Linked DNA regions of Mus musculus: region 2 is linked to region 1. Evidence: chromatin contacts called from ENCODE Hi-C or POLR2A ChIA-PET data. All regions are on one chromosome and are shown on one strand. The core of a region is the stretch at or near the end of the contact, and the rest is flanking DNA. Distances in the headings are between cores, read along the strand shown. Region 1 holds the start of Fam102b (family with sequence similarity 102, member B). Region 2 holds the start of Prmt6 (protein arginine N-methyltransferase 6).

Region 1 (4,984 bases), core at 913-3,412:
AGTTAGACTTGGGCCAGAAACTTGGCATCACGCGATCAGACAGGAGGGGGTCTTGGGAAGGTATGCTTCCTAAGACTCAATTCACTTACTAGCATAGTAAAACTCTCCACCTCATAGCCCTACCTAGAGTAATCAATATGTTTAAACGGCCCAGTGGACATGTGTACTGGGAGTGAGGTGTGTGTGGGGGGGAAATGGTCAGACTTGTGACTGACTGACTTGTGAGGCAAATCAACACTCCATGCAGAAAAGGAGGTAGAAAAGAAAGAAGGTAGGTAGGCCCATGTTCTGACCACCAGGTGGCACCATTGAGGCAGAGGCTTACGTCTATCTGTTCCAACTTGGGGGAGGGGGAAAAGAACCCTCCAGGAAAACTTTGTCTAGGCCTCAGAGTAAGGCTGTCACTTGACCCCCGCATGGTGTTCAGGATTTCCATTGCAAGAGCTAGGAAGTTTTACACACATACACACGCGCGCGCGCGCGCGCGCGCGCGCGTGTGTGTGTGTGTATGTATGTATGCATGTAGTTTTTTCCTCTCCACAGTTCATTGTTCTCTGACAGCAGTGTTAAAATGGTTGTATAATCAATTAGCTGAATGTCTACAGGTTTGTCATCACAGTTAAATATTGAAAATTATCCTCAGTGGATTTTTAAAAATAAATTTGAGGATCAATAGTGCCGCGTACATCTGTTCATTTAGGCAATTTGGCGTTTCCTGGCTTCCACGGGATTCATTATTGCCAGAGAGGGCAGTTTTCTGGCTTCCGTCCCACAACCCATTGACATTTTTTCCTTTACATTATTAATGGAACAGCAGATAAAAAGAATATTTTTTAGGGTAAAAATGAAGTTTACGTAGACAAAACATATATTGACGACTAGCCCCTTCTCCTTGACTTTAAGAACTTAAAAGTTCATTCCAAAACTTCTTTCATGTATCTTGTTTTTCTGTAGAGAAAAATATCTAAGAGCAAATCTATCAATGTGTAACCTGCCCTTAAATTACTCAAGGAATCCTGCCATACATGGCTGCGTTCTGTCACCTGCTGTCAGATTCTTTCCCAGTGTCTAGGTGCTCATTTTAAAAGGACATGGAGGATAAGGTCTGGGCTCTCTTGATTCTAAGTCTTTCACTGAGACCCACTAGTGGCCACTTGAAGATGGGTAATTGAGAATATAAGCACATTAACTGGAGACATAGCTCTAAGGCAAGCCAAAGACTACATAGTCTCGTCTGCCAGGAACGCTTGACTCAAGACAAGCCCGACCAGGCGTATCCCAAGCTCTATCGTGGCCACCCTAAGTCCCAGTAAAGTCTCAGTAATTACGTCAACCACAGGCGGTTCCGAGTGGGAGCTCTTGGACTGTAACAGTTTGGGTCATTTTCGCTTCTCTAAGGTTTACGGTCTACTTTGGATTTTGCAAATATGGGAAATGTCTTTGGACAAACCAGAAGCATCCTTTCTGTGTCTCCACCGTTCCTGAAGAACTGGGGGGAAAGCAGACTCAGGGGCCACCTGAAGATAGGCGCGCGGGACAACCAGCCCAGCCCACTGCGAAGCACTTGGTGCCGTTTGTTCGATGCTCTGGCTGATTTCAGACTCGTCTCTGGAGGACGATGAGCTCACCGAGCTGGCAGCTCGACAGAGCAAAGGGGCCAAGCATAGAAAGGGATGCTGGCCGTGCAAGAAGCCCCTGCCTGCGGGCAGCCGCGGGAGAGCAGCTCCCGAGGCTCCTTACCTGGAGGACTCGGCGGTGAAGCTGCCGCCGTCCAGCAGCCGCATCTTGCAGAAGAGGACCCCGTTGACGAAGGGCACCGAGGAGAGCTCCTCGAGCTCGAAGTCCACCTTAAACTTAAACTTCTTCTTCTTCATCATCGTGAGGGCCAGGCGCCGGCGAGCGGGCTGCGCGGACGGGCGCCGCCGCCTCAGCTCGGCCGAGCCTCGGATCCGCCCAGCCCCATGGCCCGGGCCGCGAGCGGCGCGTGGGGGCGCAGCCGGGGGGCGCCGCGAGTCGGCGGGAGCCGGGGCCGCCTGTCGCGGCAGCCCGGGCCTGAGAGCACCGGCGGCTGCAGCGCGGACCCCGGCCGCCCGCGAGGAGCGGTCGCCTTGCAGCTCGCCCGGGGAGTGGGCGCCCTTTCCGTACCGCCGCCGCCGCCCGTCTGATCGCGAGCAGAGAGAGAGGCGCCGCTAGGAGAACGGTCGCTGCCGCCTCCCTGCCCGGGGCGCCCCCAGCGGCCGCAGCCGGAAGCGCACCCAGCGCGGAAGCGGGCGGTCCGCGGAGGGCGGAGGAGCTCCGGGCGGGCGCGCGCCCCGCCGGGGAAGCTGGGCAAGCTAACACGCGACAGCAGCGAGCTCGGCACGCCTCCCCGGGGTTAAAAAAAGACAAACCCAGCCGAAAAAGCTTCCTTGTGCAGCTTCCTCTGCGCCTTTCCTTTCTGGGTTTGCACCGCCCCCCTTTCTTCCCCTCCCCCTCCAGTGATTTCACGGCCTCTGGGTTTGAAGATAAATAGAGACAAATAGAATCCCAAACCTAAAAATCTTCTGTAGGGTCTCTAAACCCCACTAGCTCTTAAACATTAGATGAAAGTCAGCTAGGAGAAAGGAAAAGATTAAAATTTGCTGTGGCCACACCAAGTGCCCAAGCAAGGGGCTGTGCCTTGTGTTTCCCGTCATTGATGGCTTGTTTATTTAATTTCTGTCACCCAGGAAAGAAAAAGGACCAGAGGAGTTAAAATACTTTCCCCTTTAAAATCTGTACATACTGTGAACACATGAAGTCAGATTCTAAAGGCATACTTAAAAAATTCTTTTTAGATGAATATCAATTGTCCCCCCCCCCCCCACACAGTATCTACTGTTAAAACGTATGTTATCAATTTAATTGCGTACTGTTTTTGAGGGGTGGTGGTGTTTTTAGGTACTGTTGTTTGGTTTGGTTTGTAGTCAAGGTCTCTAGCTCAGGCTGGCTTCAAACTCCCCATGTAATCAAGGATGATGTTGAACTTGTGATCCCCATGTCAGGGTGATAGGGATGTGCCGCCATGTCATGTTTATGCAGTTCTAGGAATCGAACCCAGGACTTTCATGCATGCTAGCAAGCTACCTCACAACTGAGCTACATCCCCAGCCTGGCATCTGGCCTTTTTAATTTTTGAAAAGGTGTAGTTCAAAAGAATCCTCTTTGTAGATCATTCCTTTACGTTTTTTAAAAATTCAATTGATGTGTCTGGGTCTCTTGCCTGTGTTACAGGCCTGTGAACTACATGTGTGTCTGGTAATTGCAAAGACCATAAAGTGTGTCTGATACTCTTAAACGGGACAGTCGTGAGCTGCCCTGTGGATTTGAGAAGTGAACCAAGTCCCTTTGGAGCTGCTGGGCCATCTCTCCAGCCCATTTATTTATTTATTCATATAAAATATTTTAATTGCCTAAACCACCAGTTACTGGCTAGATAGATTCCATGACCAAAACCCAAAACCTGCTTGTAATAATTTTAAAGTCCTGGCCTGGCCAAGATGGATCAGTGTTAAAGGAACTTGCAGGACATGAGTTTCATCCCTGGAATTCACATGGCAGAAAGAAGCAACTAGCTAATCCCGCAGATTGGCCTCTGACCTCCATCCATAGGTTCACTGTAAGGCATGCACACCTACAAATACACTTGCATTATATAAATAAATAAATAAATAAATGTATTTTTTTAGACCTTTTAAAGACAAAACTGGACTGCAGAGAAATGTCGGTGGGTAAAGAGCCTCAGTGCAAGCCGGACCTCAGGAGCGTCCACAGTGTGACTTCAATCCTGAGAAGCCATGGAAAAGTGGAAAGAGAACCAGCTTCACAAAGTTGTCCTCTGAGGCCCGAACACCACCATGGCATGCATGCTTTCACACACACACACACACCCACACACACACACACACACACACACACACACACATACACACACCTCTCACACCCCGCACAAGAATAACACTACATAACAATTTAAAAAAGGCAAAACCTAAGACAGAAAAAAGTCCTAAATTTAAACGAAGTACAACTTGGAATAAGAAGTGATGAACTGAATGAATAAAGTGATGGCTTTATGGATTTTACCTAGGATTTGGGAGAAAGTAGGAGGTGTTCCAGGTGAAGAAGTAGGAGAAATAAAGATTCAGACTACTACTTGGGCGAGGGGAATTTTGCTGCCTTGTGGGTCAGAAAGAGATGGGGGAAGTGTTAGTGGACTTTGATGTCTGTAGCTTGCAGAAGCAGAGGGCCTGAACATTGCGATCAGGAGGGCAGGCTGGGGATAGGGGAAATAATGAGAATCTGTGCTGTTTACAGGGAGCAAGGCTGAGCCTTCGTGCCTGTGAAAGGTTAAGGTTGAAAATATGCATTTGGGAATTGTGGTAGTCACTGATGGCGGAAGCCCAAAAGGCGGGTAGGAGTGAGCTGCCCTGGAGAATATTTAATGGGCAGATGGAGGGGGAGGTGATTGTGAAGGCTTCCAAGAACAAGCAGCCTGAGAAAGAGAAAGACCAAGAGAGATGGCCTGAAAGCCAAGAGAGAATTCAAACCCTGTAACGTTAGTTAAGATCTGCTGGGGGACTGGATGCAGAGACAGGAGGATTCTTGGGGCTTGCTGGCAGCCAGTTTAACCAAATTAGCAAGCTCTAGGTTGAATGAGAGATCCTGTCTCAAAAAGGCATTGAAGAACGATTGATATAAACACCAGATGTTGACCTCTGGCCTACACACACACACACACATGCACTGCAAATCCTGAAAAGAAGTTATAGAATTGAAGAGCTCATAGGTCATTGGTAACCTTGGCAAGAGAATTTCCCATAAAAGATCATCTTAGCAAAGCGATTTTAAAATGGTCCTGCAAGTGAGCGGAAGGTAGCTATGAGCAAGGATGATTAAAAGGGTTTTTCTGATTTTTGTCATTGAATGAGAGCTGACATTAGTCCAAGGAGGGTTCAAACCTTTTAGC
Region 2 (5,458 bases), core at 702-3,201, 1.2 Mb after region 1:
GGGTCCGCCCTTGGGCTAGGTTCAGCAACCTTCCCTATCAGACTGCTTTACAAGAGTCACAAAAATATTTATATTATAAAACATAGGTTTTCTCGGCTCAGTCTTGAAAGTCAAAATAAAAATATTAACACCCCATCACTATTTCACTTTCAGACCTTTTCTCCTGTCACTCTCAGAATTGCCTAGGCAGGCTGTAAAATTAAGCCATTTTACTAAGGTTCATCAAATTTAGCACTCCGTGAATTAAGCGTAAGGAGAGCAGGGTTATTTAAAATACTTCTCCTGTGCCCCACTTCCTTACTAACAATATGAACGTTAGAATATAAGGAAGCACAGGTAGGCACTCAAGACTTGAGAGAATTCCAGCTGAAAGAAACAGCTTTAAAAATCATTCTGCAAGTTTCTGAAATGTAATCAGACCATGTTGCCTTTCTCCCAGTTTCATACTGATAGGGATGGGGAGGTGTCAGATTAGCTCGTGGACCAATTATAAAAAGATCACATTTATTGCCCCCCCCCCAACCCCGGCAGTTAAACAAAAGAAACAGAAATACAAGAGTTTCTTTATACTACATGCTTTCCAGGTTTAAAAGCCCGTTAGTAAGCACACTGCATCAGTCCTTGGTCAGGGATGCTCACTTTTAAAATAAACACTGCCAGAAGAATGTCCTCAAATGAAGACTGGAGCGGTGAGGTAAAAGAGACAGCTATGTCCCCAACTTGCATAGGCGATCTCCCTTTCTCTTCGGACCTTCCGAAGAAGGTGGAGGGGGAGAAAAGGCAACGCTCAGTCCTCCATGGCAAAGTCTTTGGTCTTTTCCTCATGGTCTCCCACTTTGTAGCGCAGAAGTATGCGCAGACGCCGGGGGTTGTCCGGGGAGGGCAGCAGGGTGATCTCTCCGGAAATGTCCGTATCTTGTTCCACCGGCACCGGCTCGTTCAAGTAGAGGAGCGCCTGCTTCCAGTGGGTGGCCGGGTGAAAAGGCGAGGTGGACAGCACCAGAGGTTTCTCCGAGTCCCCTCCGGGAAAGGTCACTTGAAACCAGACGGCGAAACCATGTAGAGGCGCGGAACCATAGCAGCTGCAGCGGAAGCGCCCGCCCACACCAGCCTCCAGCTCCTGCTCCAGGCCGGCTCGGGCCAGCTCGAGCTGGGCAAAGCGCTGCGGCCGGGCCAGCACGTCCTCTCCGGACAGATCCTGCACCACGATCTCCGAATGGCCCATGAGGCAGCGCGTGGCGAAGCTCTCCATGCAGCTCATATCCACGCCATAGTGCTGCTTCACCTGGCTCCAGAAACCCAGACGCCACTCGAGCATCTGGTCGCTAATCGGGGCCACGAAGAGCTCCGCGGAAGCTGGCAGGAGGAGACCGCCCTCCTTCAGCCATTTGGTCCGCGCGTGGAGCACGGAGCTCAGCATGGACTCGTGCAGAAGTCCGTAGCCCATCCACTCGCTGACGATGGCGTCCACTCGCTCCGGCAGCTCCACGGTCTCCACCGGGCCCGGCAGGACGTGCACGCGGTCCTCCAACCCGTTGAGCCGCACCACCTCCCGGGCCTGTTGCCAGATGGCGCTGGCCTCCACCGCGTACACGCGCCGTGCCCCGGCCTGGGCACAGAAGATGCTGAGAATGCCGGTGCCCGCGCCCACGTCCAGCACCGTCTTGCCTCGCAGCGCGGCCCAGTTCTTCAGGATGCCTAAGCGGTAGGCTTCGGTGCGGACCTGGTCGGCGATCATCTCCTCGTGGACCGAGACGTCGGAGTAGCACTCGTAGTACAGCTGGTCCCGCTCGCTCTTGGTCCTCCGGGGTCGTGGCGGGGCCGCCTCCTGCTCCCCGCCATTTTCCTCCTCGGCTCCCTCCCCTCCGGCGCCGGCGCCTCCGCTGTCCCCCGACTCAAGCTTTCTTTTCTTGCTCAGCGACATCTTGGCCCCGGCAGCCGACCCCCAGCATTCGTTGCGCGGTGCGGTGCGCAGGCTCAGAGTCCCCGGGGCCTGCTGGGATTCGTAGTCCGCTTCCTGCATCCCGCTTCCTGAGGGCAGAGGCTCAACCAGAGTCAATCTTGGCACACCGTTATTTTCCTCTAACGCCATGACAAGTTGTTCTCTAAGACCACACTATTTTCCCGAGATCCTTTCAGTTTTTGCCCTTTCCTTTTACCCCTTGTCAGGGTTCTCTAGAGTCACAGAACGTATGGGTAGCCTCTGTAGAGTAAGAGAATTTGTTGATGACTTACAATCTGTAGTCCCCAAAGATGGTCAGCAGCAGCTGTGAATGAAAATCCAAGGATCTAGCAGCTGCTCAGTCCCACACGGCGTCCTGGCAGAAAAAGTGAGTTTTCCTTCTTCCAGTGACCTTATGTAGGCCTCCCGCAGGTGTGTCCCAGAATAAAGGTGTGTATCACCACTTCCGGATCTGGGACTTCCTTTTCCCAGGCTGACCTTGAGCTTTTGTCTCAAGTTTCCTGGGATTAAAGGCATGTACTACCTTGCCTGAGGCTAAACTTTTCATGGCCATATGCCTCAAGATCTTCCTGCCAAGGCCGGGCGTGGTGGCTCACGCCTTTAAACCCAACACTTGGGAGGCAGAGGCAGGCGAATTTCTGAGTTCGAGGCCAGCCTGGTCTACAGAGTGAGTTCTAATACAGCCAAGGCTACACAGAGAAACCCTGCCTCAAAGAAAAAATAAACAAACAAAAAAACCTCCACTCGGTTCAAGTCAGAAACCTGTGTCTTTCAGCCTCAAGATCACAGGTGAGTGAGCCTTCCAATTCTGGACTGTAGTTCACTCCAGATATAGTCTAGTTGATGATAGCCAGGAATAGTCACTACACTCATTTTTACACATTCTTGATGTAGGCACACCACTTACAGCTACAAGTCTATGTTTCCCTCACAGGACCTCCCCCGCCCCCCACTACTGAATTATGTGGCACAGTTCTTGTCCCTTCTCTGACAGTTGTAACTCACCAAACTCTCTGTTCTAACCAGAGTTAGGATACAAAGAATATGTATGACGCAAAGTGAAAACCAAATAATACAAGATCTTGATTCTGAGTCCAAAGTGATCCCTGAGGTACGTTAAGCTCCAGGGCAAATACTGAAGAAGTGCTGTGGCCATGAAATGTATCAGCCACCACTGTGTCTCTGGAGAATAGTTTACTTGGTCTTGAGTCCTGTTCTGAAACTTCTGTAGTTCAAACTAAAGAACAATTAACATCAAGGGTATGATATTCTCAAACCCATTTCCAGTGTCTTTGGTGACCAGCTTATATATACACATACATACACTTAAATCTATGTATCTGTGTAAAAACACTTGCTTGGAGAAATGGTGAAACTCATCTCTTTTGACTTCTTTTCCAATGCAATTCACTTTTAAAAAAAATTCTGCTATATCTCCTTTTAAAGCCAGAATTGATACCCACAGGCTCAGTTATTTTATTTTTTCTGTTAGTCAAAAAGAAGCTTGGTTAACAATAAATTAATCTCTTCATTGGCCATAACATAAAAACAATAATTTAAAGAATGTGTACTGGTATCTGGAACAGGAGCAATGGACAGCACTGGCTGCTCTTCCAGAAGACCCAGGTTAGATTAGAATATCCACATGAATGCTCTCAGTTGGCTTTAACCGCAGTCCCAGGGGACCTGTTGCCTTCCTTTGGCCTCCAAGAGTATCAAGTATGTATGTGATGTCCAAACATAGAGACAAAAAAAATAAAATTAATAAATGTAAAGATGTTAAACTACTTTCTTATTAAGAATAATATTTTTCAAGCTTAAAAACTGATCACACAAAAGAAAATGGGCTTTTAGCGTGTGTGTGTGTGTTAAAAATACTTAACTACATTAAACTTCTAGGCAACAGAATTTCTTCCCCTTTTCTCTCTATCAGTGTCGCTAATGAAATTGGTTTATTAATGTGAAATCCTCAGCTGTACTTGTAATCTCAAGGCTCCCAGTCCTGGCTCATTAGAACCCTCCATGGAGCTTTATTGAAATACCCATGCTAGGGTCCACCTCAACCCAGCTAAATGAGAGCCACTCAGGGGAACTCGGGCATCTAGTTTTTAAAGCTGCTGGGGAATCATAATGTGAAACCAGATGATTATGGCTAATTTTGATTTAATTAAATCTTATATCATTATTTTCAATAGTCAGGGCTCAGCAACCTATAACTGAAAATCCATAAAATAGGTATTCTTCCTTTTTACCTTGGTTTCTTATCTTCCGTTAATGAAGTAACGCCTAGAAGAGCACATGAGATTAGTTATAAATGTGAGAATTTGATAACACACAATGAGCTTTCCCTTAGCCTATACTTCTCTTATTCTGATCTCAAACCGCCAGCTTCCCTTTTGGGTGTGTTTAGTGTTTCACTTTTGAAGAGTTAATTAATTAATTAATTAACTTTTGCTATTTTGCTTGTGTGTTATAGGATGCTTGTAGAGGTTAAAGGACAGCTAAGGAGGTTGGGGCTCTCCTTATAATGTGGTACTTGGGATCCAACTCCAGTTGTCAGGCTTGGCTGTAAGTGTTTGTCCTCCTGAGTCATCTCCCTGCCCCAGAATGTGTTTATTATAAATCCAATTTTTAATTTACTTCTTTTTAGTTTCTTGTAAAAAAAATCTTTAAATAAAAGTTTGTCAGTTCATCTACTTTTTCACACTTCTTACTACCAAAGTCCAATTCTACAGAAGATGAAGGTGTCTTTCTAGCCTGGCAGTCTCTGATGGAATCTTACTGCAGCTAGCCACACCCCCAACTAACCCATTCTCCATATAATTGCTAATATGGGTTTTACGAAAACCCATATAAAATCACATCATTAGCTTTAGGGGTTTTTCTTTCTCTGGCTGGGAGAATCAGGTAACCTCAGATTACTTCCCTTCCCAACCTATTCTTTCCCCTCCTATACCCTCCCTTCCCTTACCATGCCATCCTATCCTTTCCTATCCCACCCCTTCCCATCCTTTCCCTTCCCATTCTTTTCCACCCCATCCCTTCCTATCTCACCTCATGTCAGAAATTCTAACTCCTCTGGTATCAAGATATACTGCCCATTTATACCAATACATCTTTTCTGGGTCACATACTCAGGAATAGTCGAATTCTGGAAAAGAATTCTCTCATCACTTTACATCAATGGTTTCAATGTGATTGGCCTTTCTTAGTTACGTGGTGTCTGTTCACAGCAGTAAAACCCAACCTAATACAGAAGTTGGTACCAGGGATGGGGGTATTGTGTGATAGGCCTGACCATGCTTTTGTTTGGAAGAAAGTGGATTTTGGGACTTAGGATTTGGAAACCAGCAGAATGCTTTAAATGGGGGCTTAATGGGCTATCCTAGTAGGAATAGTGGGAGACTGAGAGTGATTTGAATTGTGCAGACCTGGCCCCAGAGGTTTCAGTGGAGAATTTCAATATGTGGCCTGCAAACTCTTTTTGTTGTATTT

What was found. Hi-C counts contacts between places; a loop is a spot of excess contacts on that map. ChIA-PET counts read pairs that join two places held with the same protein, here RNA polymerase II (POLR2A).
Region 2: a map of T-helper 2 cell shows a loop between it and region 1 (6-fold over the local background). The contact joins the promoter of Prmt6 here to the promoter of Fam102b in region 1. A Hi-C loop is called at or near these places in 1 of 37 maps with a recorded cell type or tissue (T-helper 2 cell). POLR2A ChIA-PET finds 5 or more read pairs at or near these places in 1 of 5 experiments (embryonic stem cell).

The regions. Positions count from the first base shown.
Region 1 is chr3:109,025,445-109,030,428 of GRCm38, forward strand. Fam102b (family with sequence similarity 102, member B) reads right to left here and starts at 2,163. Exons shown (of 11, transcript NM_001163567.1): 1 at 1,741-2,163. The coding sequence starts at 1,877.
Region 2 is chr3:110,249,048-110,254,505 of GRCm38, forward strand. Prmt6 (protein arginine N-methyltransferase 6) reads right to left here and starts at 1,952. Exons shown (of 1, transcript NM_178891.5): 1 at 1-1,952. The coding sequence starts at 1,924. The coding sequence ends at 788.